2 separate regions of the Homo sapiens genome follow, and region 1 is linked to region 2. A link is an interaction called in ENCODE POLR2A ChIA-PET data of the cell type or tissue named here. Cell type or tissue: OCI-LY7. All regions are shown on one strand. Links, peaks and the distances in the headings refer to the core of each region. The heading gives the core; the rest is flanking DNA.

Region 1 (5,375 bases), core at 253-5,252, 80 kb before region 2:
ATCATCATATCAGTAAGCCAAACTATTTAAAGACTTCATTTAGTACTATAGATTTTGACGTTTAAACTTAGAATGTCACAGTTCAGAATTTAAGATTTTGAAAAACTAACATGTTTACATGTTAAGAGAAAAAAGATGTTTTTAATCATATGTTTAAGGAACTGTGAGGGATGTGACTTTTGTATGATAATTTTCTGTTGAAATTACATGAATTATTCAGTAGGCTTCCACAATTATTATTGACTACTTTCAAAGGCATATGAGCACTCTGACGTCTTATATCCTTTTTAACATAGTAGCAGTAAAATAGCTAGATGTATCTCCAGTGGCTGATCCTGCCTAGCTTTCTCCTAGGGGGAGTGCTTTATTTAATTGCAAAATTAATACAGGCAGATGGAAAAAAAGAGAAAGAAAAGAAAAAAGTTATCCTTCTACCCTAGACCCTTTCCCCGGAGTCATTTACCTGTTGTAATTTTTTTATGCACTCATTCTGATACTGTTTGAAAGAGATTAATATTCTGGGGACATTTGATTAATAAAAGTGTAATCCTAGGTATCTGCTGCTTTCCAGGGATCACAGGCCGTTTCCCATGGCTGGAGCGTAGAGTGAAAGGTGATGGCTGGTGGGTGATGAGGTGGGCAAGGCCTGTGGAAGCTGTTCCTGCTGCTCTTAGACTTGTGCTAGAGTTTTAAGCATGATCAGACTGGGCTTTAGAAAGCTCATCTCTGGTTGTGGTTGCAGGGTGGAACAGTGCGGCCAAGACAGGCATTCAATCAGGAGGTCCCATTACTCTGGCGATCAGCCTCAGGAAGGCCAACATTCAGACAGTGGGTGGCCCTGCCATTGGCCCTTCATCGTCTAGACCAGTGCTTTTCAAACCTTAAAGTGTGTGCAGATCATCTGAGGATCTTGTTCCTGTGGAGATTCTGATTCAGTTACCTGGAGTGGGGCATGAGATTCTGCATTTCCAGTAGTCTCCGAGGTGGTGCTGGATCTCTGGACTGCCAGAAGCAGCTGGAATACCTGCTTTTGGAAGAACTGGGAACCAGCCAAAACCAGCAAACTAGGGCCTAGAATTCAGTGCAGAGGCCCAGGAAGGCTACCAAGTTAACAGCTTAGGATTCAAAGTAAAAATGGGGTGAGCTGTAAGGCTGACTGATGCAGTGCTATTCAGAACTGGGGCTCTCAGTGCCCTGTGTGTCCCTGACGCGAGGAAAAATGGATGCCTAGTGGTTGGGTGGAAATTAAGTAAGCCTGGAATAGGGATCGGAGGGCAGGCAGGCATGATGGTGTGGAGAGCCTGCTGAGCTACAGGTCTTCAACCAGTTCAGAGTCCTGGCTTCTTAACCTGACACTGACCCGTCCCATTTCGGCTGTGATCTCTCCTTGTACGTCACGGCCAAAGCCGGAGGTGCTGTCTGGTCTGAGCAGGGGCACGGGCCATTGACCCGGGGCTGCAGAGATCCAGATGCTGGTTAAGGAAAAGGGAAAATAACTGGTTCTGCAGGTATCTATTTATTATTCTTTAATTATTTACAGATTACAACCTCTGGCTCAAGGAAAAGTTTCATTTACATTATGTTAAAAAGAGATATCAAAGCTGTATTTGCACAGAAAAGACAATTTTGAAAAATGCTGAAAATTAAGAGAAAAAAATTTACCCAGATTCCACTATCAACAGAAAATGTTTAAACATTTATTGCTTTGTTTGATCCTCTAGTCATTTGTTTGTGTATGAATAAGTGACACTGTTTTTGAAAAAATGTATTTTGTAATCAAATCAAACAAAAATTTTAAACCTACGTTTTTCTCAGAGACTTCAGTAAATGGGCCAGGCTTGTTTTGTTTTGTTTTTGTTTTAACATTTTTAAACCTGTGAATAGAATACAAGTGTTAAGGCACAGTTATGCAGTGGTTTTCCCACAGAAGTGCTGTGGTCTGCCCTTGGGTTATGCTAGAGAACCATTGAAGACAGGAGTTGTTTGTTTGTGTTCCCATCAGATGGGTTGGTAAAGCAGAGGTTGAACTCCATCATGTGCTCAGGAATATTTGCCTTGAGCAAACACGGGCTAGAGAGTTATAATAAGCCTATCTCCTGTCCTTGTTTTTTTTTTTTTTAAAGAACCAGATTACAAAGAATATCTTAATTCTTTTTAAATAACATGCTTTTTTTAACCTTTAGGAATTTGAAATTTGGTGTGTGTTATGTCACCATGAACATTTGGTTCGTTATTTAGGAGCGACCTGTTTAACAACAGTCCGGTTAACATTTTACACCTATCTATTCCTATTCAAATTTTTGATTCAGTAGACACAGTCAAGGTATATCTGTTTTGTATACGTTAGTTTTCTATTGAATAACAACAAACACTGCATAATGTATAAGTACTTAACTACTAATCCTAAGGAACGAGGAGTAATGTGATAAGTGAAGCCAGCCCTTTCCTGGTCTTCAGGGAGTAATTCTTACATGGCATACAATTGTAACATTCTTATAATACTTGATACAGTGTTATGGTTGCACATTCTTGAGTCATATGATCTCAGATGGTTAGGAAGTGAAGTATTTGTAAGAACCTCAAGAATTTAGCTTTGAGCTCTTCCTGCCACAGATGGCCCTTAGAGTTTCACATCACTTATTGAAATGCCATCTGAGTAGACAAATATGTGGAAGCAAGCTTTCATCTTCAGTTTACATTCTCCAGTTCTTAGAATCATTCCGTGGCATGTCCTTTTCTGTATTGCATAAAAACACAGCCTAGTATACATGAGTATACCATGCGCTCTAAAAGTCTAAGTGGATTCAGTGCTTTAAGAAGTTAACTAAAGAAAATCCCAGTCAGTGATGCAAGATGTCATCCTGCCCTTGTCTGCAGTTGATCAATCAGTAAAGTTATGCAAGATGAGTAAGTTCTGGAGACCTGCTGTATGACATTGTGCCTATTGTTAATGATATCGCATTATATACTTAAAGTTTTCTAAGAGGGTAAATCTGATGTTAAATGTTTTTACCACTGGAAAAATAAAAGGAAAGTCCCAGCCTTAGGATTACTGGTTTATTAGGACCTAAAAGTCTCAAAGATGACTTGATTAATGTTTCTAATTATGAAAACAGCCCAATCAGCAGTGTGCTCTTGAGAATTAGTCTTACTTTCATTTTCAGTGAGTGATTCTTCCTGTGTGTGTTCTCAGACAGTTCAGTGGCCTGTGGGGATTTACCTGCTACTGATTCCATCTATTTAGATTATTTGATGCTTGCTTGCTTTTAGATAATCTTCTGAATGGAGATATTTTATAGGTGTTTTTTAGTTAATATGCTTTTACTTAAATAACAATGTAACTTTTACATATATAAGTATGTAAAAGAACACAGAGACAGTACTTATGTTCTTCTTTAGATTGGATGAGTGCAGACATAAAAAATACTTACATGTTCCCTTTCCTGCATACCACTAACACTGGGTTTGGATAATGGCTGAAATTTCTTTCCTTTTTCCTCTTTTTTTTTTTTTTTTTTTTTGAGACAGGGTCTCACTCTGTCACTCAGGCTGGAGTGCAGTGGCATGATCATGGCTCACTGAAATCTCCGCCTCCTGGGTTCAAGCGATTCTCCTGCCTCAGCCTCCCAGGTAGCTGGGATTACAGGCAGACGCCACCATGCCCAGCTAATTTTTGTATTTTTAGTAGAGATAGGGTTTCCCCATGTTGGCCAGGCTGGTCTCGAACTCAGTGGTTGAAATTTCTAAAGGGAAAGCAGTGGCCGTCAGCAGCATACCATGCACATTAGGGTCACCAGGGAGAATTTTAAAACACTGATGCCAGGGGCTTCAGGCCCAGAAATTCTAATTCACTTGATCTGGAGATGAGACCTCCTCTCATGGTATTTTATAAAAGATCTCAGGTATTTATAATACACAGGTATGGTTGATAATCACTGGCATAGAGTAATTTTATTGATCTGGGATCCATTGGCTTCTAAGGGGTTCTTACACTCTCACATTGTTATACTGACTTTAATGTTTGTGTGCACATGAAATTTTCTGGTCATACAATCCCAAGAATTTATGAGATGGGAAAAGAGGATGTGGCCACACAGTTAAAAAGCATTCATGCAGAAAGAGAAAAACAGAAATCATAGAGCTCTTCTACACTACACAGCTTTGAGAATTTGAGGAGGAAGGGGAGCAATCAGTGAAAGCATAAAAAGAGCTAGCAAAGGCAGAAAGAAGCAGTGGTGTGCTGGAGCTGGCACCAGCTTGTGAGAGCCCAGTTGTGTTTATCATCCCCATTTCCTTGTTCTGTGATGTCATGTTGATAGCATCAAAAAATGGCAAATGCTACATATCATTTGACTCCCTCCCCCAGGAGACACTGTAAGTATTAGGAAGGCCAGGTGGGGAGAAGTTGAAAGGATATGCATTAGTGCTTAGTGCTGCAGGGCTCAGCTGTAAGAGCCTGAGAGCTTCTGGACTTGCAATCTGCCCCTTCCAATTGGATTTGGTTTTAGTTGGTACAGACTGGCTGCAATTGCCTGATCTCATTGGTTTAATAAGTGTTTATGTGCCTGCCTCATTCCCCAATATCCATGAAGGCATCTGGTGAGTGCTGAATACAGGAATGAAAACATCAGAAGAAATGAACTGAGAGCAGATAAAAAAGGGTCTTGAATTACCCAGAGAGGTGAAGTGACTCATCACACTAGTAGTTAATAGCTGAGGTAGAACTGGATCCTAGGTCTCCTAACTATACCGCCCACACTAGGCTTCTTGAATTATATTTTTATGAGATAGGACCTTCTATAAATCATAGGATGGATGCGTGTAATCTCTTGGAATGTCATGATCAGATTCGTGCTTTTGAAAACTCACCAGCTTTGAGTAATAGGATGGATTTGATGGGGAAAAGGCTGTTAGGAAGCAGGGAGGTTGGATAGGAAGTTGCTGCAGACCAAGTAAGAGAAGTCCTTGGGGAAAAGGTCAGCTTTTGCTGACCATAGAATAAGAATTTTGCAAGACATAGAGGAAAAGAGGCTGACAGAGTGGGAGAAGTGAAATGAGCCTAGGAAGAGAGTTTTGAAGTGGGCTAGGGAAAGGCAAAGGACAGTGGGGTGATTTTGCTCCGATGACATGAGCTACGTGGACGAGTAGCTCCCTTCCTCAGGCTGGTTTTGTAGAGTTGGCTCTCAAGCATCCCAGTCTGCCCCTGACAATGCTTGAGACCTTCTGAATGCATTCTGTTGCTGCTGCATGTTCCTCTACCTGATGATAGTCACTGCTGCCCATAACTGGTAAGATTTAATTCACCCTTGGGAAAGACCACATCTACCTTTTTACTCAGGGCAAGTAAATAATTTGGGTGCTGGACCACTTGTCAT
Region 2 (5,375 bases), core at 159-5,158:
GTGCTGGAGCGTGAGACAGTCCCCAGGCCCTGTGCCATAGCTGACATGCAGGAATAGGCGTTGGCACTGGGGAGAGCCAGTCTGCTTGTGACAGAAGCAGCAGATGATCAGAAATGGAGGGCGCTTTCTGACAATGACACCATCATCCCACAGGGAAGGAACATCTGACTCTTGGCTCCCACTAAGATGCTGCCAGAGCGGCTGGTCTCAAAGGGCAAAACAACAGCCCCTGATGGAAAGTCTTCACGACGCAGCCTCCGAGGTCCTTCCGCTCAAGGTAAGAGCCCTGCTTGCCTGGCTCTAACTGGATTCCTGAAAACACTCAGGCACAGGGCAAGCTGAGGAAGGGGTGGTGTGGGGCGGGGCGGTGGCAACAAGTCAGTCTTCTGAATCCCCTATCAAAAATCTGGGAAAGGTAGCTTTTTACAATGAGGGTTGGAAACACTGACACAGAGGATGCTGACTGGGGAGGTTTGGAGCCAACCATGGGACCAGGCCTGTCCATTACAATAGAACCAACAGGGCAACCTGGAGTCACATAGGCTAATCTAAACCAGCCTGACTGATCCCCATGTCCTTCCCAGGACTTCACTGCTCCAAGAGTAATCAGTCACGTGTCTCAGTAGCAGGAATGAAATCTTTGACCTCACAGCAAGTGAAGCTGGTGAAGGAACAGAAGAGAAGTGAGAATAGGTCCATCTCCACAATGAGGGGAGGACAGCATGGAAGAGGGAGTCCAGGCCCTGCCAGCTGAGGAGATGGGGACATAAGGCACAGCTGTGGTAACCCTGGGCCACCACTCTCCAGCGTCCCCAAAGCCTGCTGTGGTACTCTGTGGCTGCCCTCTGCATCCTGTCTGGCTACCAAGGCGAAAGGGTCTCAGCTGTTTAGGCTAGTGCCAGCCATGCTCCCTCTAATGCCTAAGTGAGGGTTCCGAGGCCTCCACTTCAGCATCTGGGATACTACAAGGGGGACCCAGGAGGAGAAGGGGCCCTAAACATGATCAGGGGATTTTGGCATCCAAACGTGTTGGCCTGGAGACTGTGGGGAGCATAGAAGCTTGGAGAACACACAGCAGGTGTTGATGTGAGGCTGGGCGATGGGGAAATGGAGACTGGGGTTGGGAAACCAACCCCTGGAACAGAGGAAACACAACGCCTTAGGCCTTTACATAACCAGCTTTCAACCTGTCTGCACAGGAGAGTCTCCTGGGAAGCTTTAAAAATACCTGTCTGGGCCCCAACCCGGAACAACTAAATTGGAACCCCAGGGGTCCTCTTGGACTTATGCTCCTTCTAGAGACCTTTCTTCCTCAGTGGAAAACCCACTCAAAGGTGTCTTTTCCGTCTTTGCCGGAAGGCAGAAAATTCACTTGGCACACAGGCTTCTCTGCCAAGTCTTGGGAAGTTTACCTACTCTGTGAGGTGCTGTTTCACTATGAAATTTACTCCCCGTGACGTTCAATCCAGGAAACTGAGTCTCAAGGACCCTGGCTAACAACGGCCCTCACCTCCCTTTGGGTGTATCCCCATTTATTTATGGAAAGTATTTTCTGCCACGTGAAGCACAAAGATTTACTGAGAGGAGGGTGTAGCAGAGTGGTGGGTTAATCCTGAGTGGAGTTGCTTTGCTGTGCAGGTAACTTCCTCTTCCCCCTTACAGCATGAACAGACAGGCCTTTGTGTTCTGAGTTCTTGATTCCCTTGTCCTGGGTGTGGAATGGACAAACACTAAGCTCTTTTGCTTTTTAGAATGGAGATATTGTTTTGAAATGTAAGCTGGAGAAAGGTAGGAGACAGCAACTAGGCTTTGAGAAGAAGGGAGTGGCCTGGCTCTGATGGTAGAGAGAGAGTGGCCAGTCTTGAGTGGTGGGGACTTGCATGCCACTCACCATCCAGCACCCAAGTTGAGATGTACATCTCAGGTGAACTGAGTGAACTGAGGCCATGGACACCTAGGGATGAGACCCGGAGTCTCAGGAACTGGGAGCCAAGTGAAAGGGCCAAAGACCTCGTCTGACCTGGAGATGGTGGGGGCCACCAGAGGAGCCTGCAGATGGGGGCATCGTCCTGGGGACCTGGACAATAAGCAGCTCACTGGCTACCATGCTGCACTAAAGGCCCCTGCCCAATGTTCCTGAATGGTGGAAACTCTAGGACTCTAGACTTCTTTGATCTTCCCAAGGGAGGGATAAGCACAAGGTGATTGGGGTCTGGGCCAGATTTAATTTTCTTTAGAGAAATTAAGAAATGTGGCAATTGTGTTTTTTTTTTTTTTTTTTTTTTTTGAGACAGAGTCTCACTCTGTCGCCAGGCTGGTGTGATCTGGGCTCACTGCAATCTCCGCCTCCTGAGTTCAAGTGATTGTCTTGCCTCAGCCTCCTGAGTAGCTGGGACTACAGGCACCCGCCACCACGCCCAGCTAATTTTTGTATTTTGGGTAGAGACGGGGTTTCACCACGTTGCCCAGGGTGGTCTCCATCCCTTGACCTCATGATCCGCCCACCTCAGCCTCCCAAAGTGCTGGGATTACAGGCATGAGCTACCGCGCCCGGCCAAAATGTGGCAATTCTTATGCTCTAGGGTAGTGGAGTGATTCACACGACCTATATAGATTTGTTGGTTTAAGCAGATCATTGAGGGAGGGCGTTTCCATCCAGTGGCTTTGAAGAAGAGGGTAGAATTAAAGTCTGGTGTATGGCATGAAAAAACCCAACAGAGCCAAAGGGGTGATGCAGGAAAGCCAGGGGAGGAGATCCTGGTAGCAGGTGTTCTAAAAGGAACTTTGGAACCAGCAATAACTAGCATTTTCTGTGGGATATGGATCTAAAGCTCTTCTGTTCCTCCTCTAGGGCATCTTCAGTGAAGTTGAACCTGGTTCCCCAAAGTTTACATGTGATGGCTTCTCTTACCCCAATTCCTCCTTGGAAAATTTTTAAAGTAGCTGTGATTTATTGTTACAAAAACTCCTATAGAAATGTGTACTTCCTCTCATTCCTGACCCCTAGCTTCAGTTCCTCTCCCCAAAAGCAACCACTGTTACCAGTTTCTCGTTTCTCCTTCTGGGGATGCCCTTCATGTATTTTTTCTTAAACAGTATCATTTCTGCTGCTGTTCCACCCCAGCCCTGGTCACTTCACAATTGACCTTGAGCAGATGTACCCCTAACTCATTTTTAGAATGCTACTCACAATTCCATTTTGTGAATGTACCCTCATACATTCAACCAGTCTCCTGTTATTGGAGTTTCCAACATGACTTTCCTTTCTGTGTGAGTGTTTTCTTTTGGAGAGCTCAGAGGTACCTGGGGGGTACTCAGGAGCTTGAGGTCAGAGGACCCAGAGAGTTGAAATCCTGGGGAATTGCTAATATTGGGGAACTTTGGGGTTTCCCCAGCCAAGGCATTGGAGATTTGAGGTGATACTAAAAATATCTCAAGGGTTGATATTTCAGTTTTTTTCCCTCCTCTGAATCCCAGAAATTTCTGGACTAAGCTCCCCTTATGTGCATTAGTGGAGAGATGAAGAGAATGCACCTTTACATGCCCTGCAGTCTGACCCAGAGGCTCTCCATAAAATTGGATTGAATTGAATATACCTTATGTTTGTGAACAAAAATATAGCATTTGTTGCACAGTTTTTTTTTTCTCCTCTGAATCTTCCAGTAGAGAATGGCAATCCTTGCAAAGACCTTCCTATTAGTTTTGGGAATCAGCAGATGGTGTCCGACATGCACTTAATTTGTTTTTTCCTTCCCCCCAACTCTGGCCCCGTCTTTTTTAGGCCCTGCTATTTTGCTGGGCTGAGCAGTATTCCTGCCTTTCAACATCACCCTGAAGGCTCTGACCTGTGAGTACTGATTCACAGGCGGTGTTGGAGGCACTTTAAGATTCCTGCCATGTCATCCTGTTCCTCTTCTGACACAGGCAAGAGCAGTAATGTTCCAGTTGGGCGTTGACTTCTTCCAGGACTGGGTCAACATTCAGGAATTATGAAACTAGTTGCCTCATTTCCTCATGATCTGAAAACCCAAAGGCAATTCCCTCAGGAGGAACAAGTGGGTGGCTGCCATATAGACACCAGCTGGATATCCTCATAGTCGGAGTTTGAGATGAGGAAAGGGTGATGCCCCTTGATAGCAACTTAATGCACATGGGGCATTATTCTGACACACAGTGACACACCTGGCTGTTGTTACTCCTCTTGGATTATTCCATCCCTTGTACTGAGAGCAAGGCCAACCCCAACATGATGAAGCAATTGGTTGGGAGGAAGGTTTCCATAAAAGAAAGGAGAAAGAGAATGATGCAATCTCCATTTTTGTTTCTTCCTCACCTAGTTGAATTCTATAGCAACATTAGCAGAAACACTAGATCCAAGCTCAGGATTCCCAGTTGTGGTGGTGGGAGAGGTGCCCCCAGGAAGTATTGTAGGACTCCTGGAAGTATACACAGGGCTAATGCTAGGCTGCAGTTCAGCAGCATGCGGCAAGGACCAGCAGCAGTTCTGATTGGTTGGGGCCAACGCGATCTGGGGCGTTAATATTTTAAATATGTCTAGATGTATTCTGATATTTAATATTACATAAACATTTTATATGTGGAAAATAAAGGAGGGGAATTTTGTAATTCAAACTACAGGAACTGGTAGGTGAGATGGAGTAATGCAAAAATCACAGTGGGAGGAAAGAAATCCCTGGGGACCACCCCAGCATTTGGGATGGTGATAGTAAGAATTTTGCACATATCAGAAGGGCACATGAGTAAAATATGGTTGAGAAACACTACATAAAATAGAGGTGGTTCTGGTTTGATACCAGCAGGGGTGATACATGAAGAAAACCCATTATAAATCTTCCGTGCATGCCGTTGCGGGGTGGTGCGTTGTCAGACATAGAGATTGAAATCACTCAGCCTTGTGGTCATGAGGCGTGCCAATGGCTTTCCTGAGTCTTTGGGGGCTCCTGAGCAGTGTTCCAGGCACCCTCGTTTGTTCTCACCATTCTGTGATTTCAGGCTCACGTGTTGGAAAAGGGCTTCCTGAAGTAGAGGCCCACAGAAGGCACTACAGTGTGGTGGTGAAGAGCGTGGTTTCAGTCCCAGGCAGACCCAGTCCCAGTTCCTCGGCTGCCACTCACTGGCCACAGAATGCAAGCAAGTGACTTAATCTCTCCGGCCTCCAGTTTCCTCTTTGGTGAGGGTCACAGGACTCACCGCAGAGGAGAGGGGAGGAGCATTTGAGATGATATACTGATAATGTGTTTTCCACAGGGCCTGGCCTAGAGTAGGTGCTTAGTAAGTGGTAGCTGGCACTGCCAGTGCACAGGAGTGAGAGAGCTTGTGAGTCCCACTTCAGCCACAGAAGAGGAGGCAGAAAT

The links. ChIA-PET counts read pairs that join two places held together with the same protein. Peaks named below come from ENCODE experiments on the same cell type or tissue, not always from the same donor. Only the 100,000 strongest peaks of a DNase experiment are listed, where the experiment ranks them.
Region 1: POLR2A ChIA-PET joins it to region 2 with 8 read pairs; 4 of 35 experiments call an interaction of 5 or more read pairs at or near these places.

What each region holds. Positions count from the first base shown.
Region 1 is chr5:95,757,840-95,763,214 of GRCh38, forward strand. All of the region lies in intron 6 of RHOBTB3 (Rho related BTB domain containing 3), which reads left to right. Among named protein-coding and RNA genes, the nearest start is that of RHOBTB3, 29 kb to the left of the region's middle. RefSeq lists an enhancer at 2,715-2,764. In OCI-LY7, for the core only: no CTCF peak of the experiment used is centred there; DNase peaks (open chromatin) are centred at 2,592, 3,172 and 4,372; H3K4me3 peaks cover 1,336 bases; H3K27ac peaks cover 2,523 bases.
Region 2 is chr5:95,838,167-95,843,541 of GRCh38, forward strand. The region is part of intron 1 of LOC124901029 (a long non-coding RNA gene); the gene reads right to left. It overlaps LOC102724720 (a long non-coding RNA gene), which reads left to right. Exons shown (of 3, transcript NR_157807.1): 2 at 154-277. Among named protein-coding and RNA genes, the nearest start is that of LINC01554, 11 kb to the right of the region's middle. RefSeq lists enhancers at 4,815-4,934, 4,945-5,054. In OCI-LY7, for the core only: a CTCF peak has its summit at 5,153; a DNase peak (open chromatin) is centred at 5,125.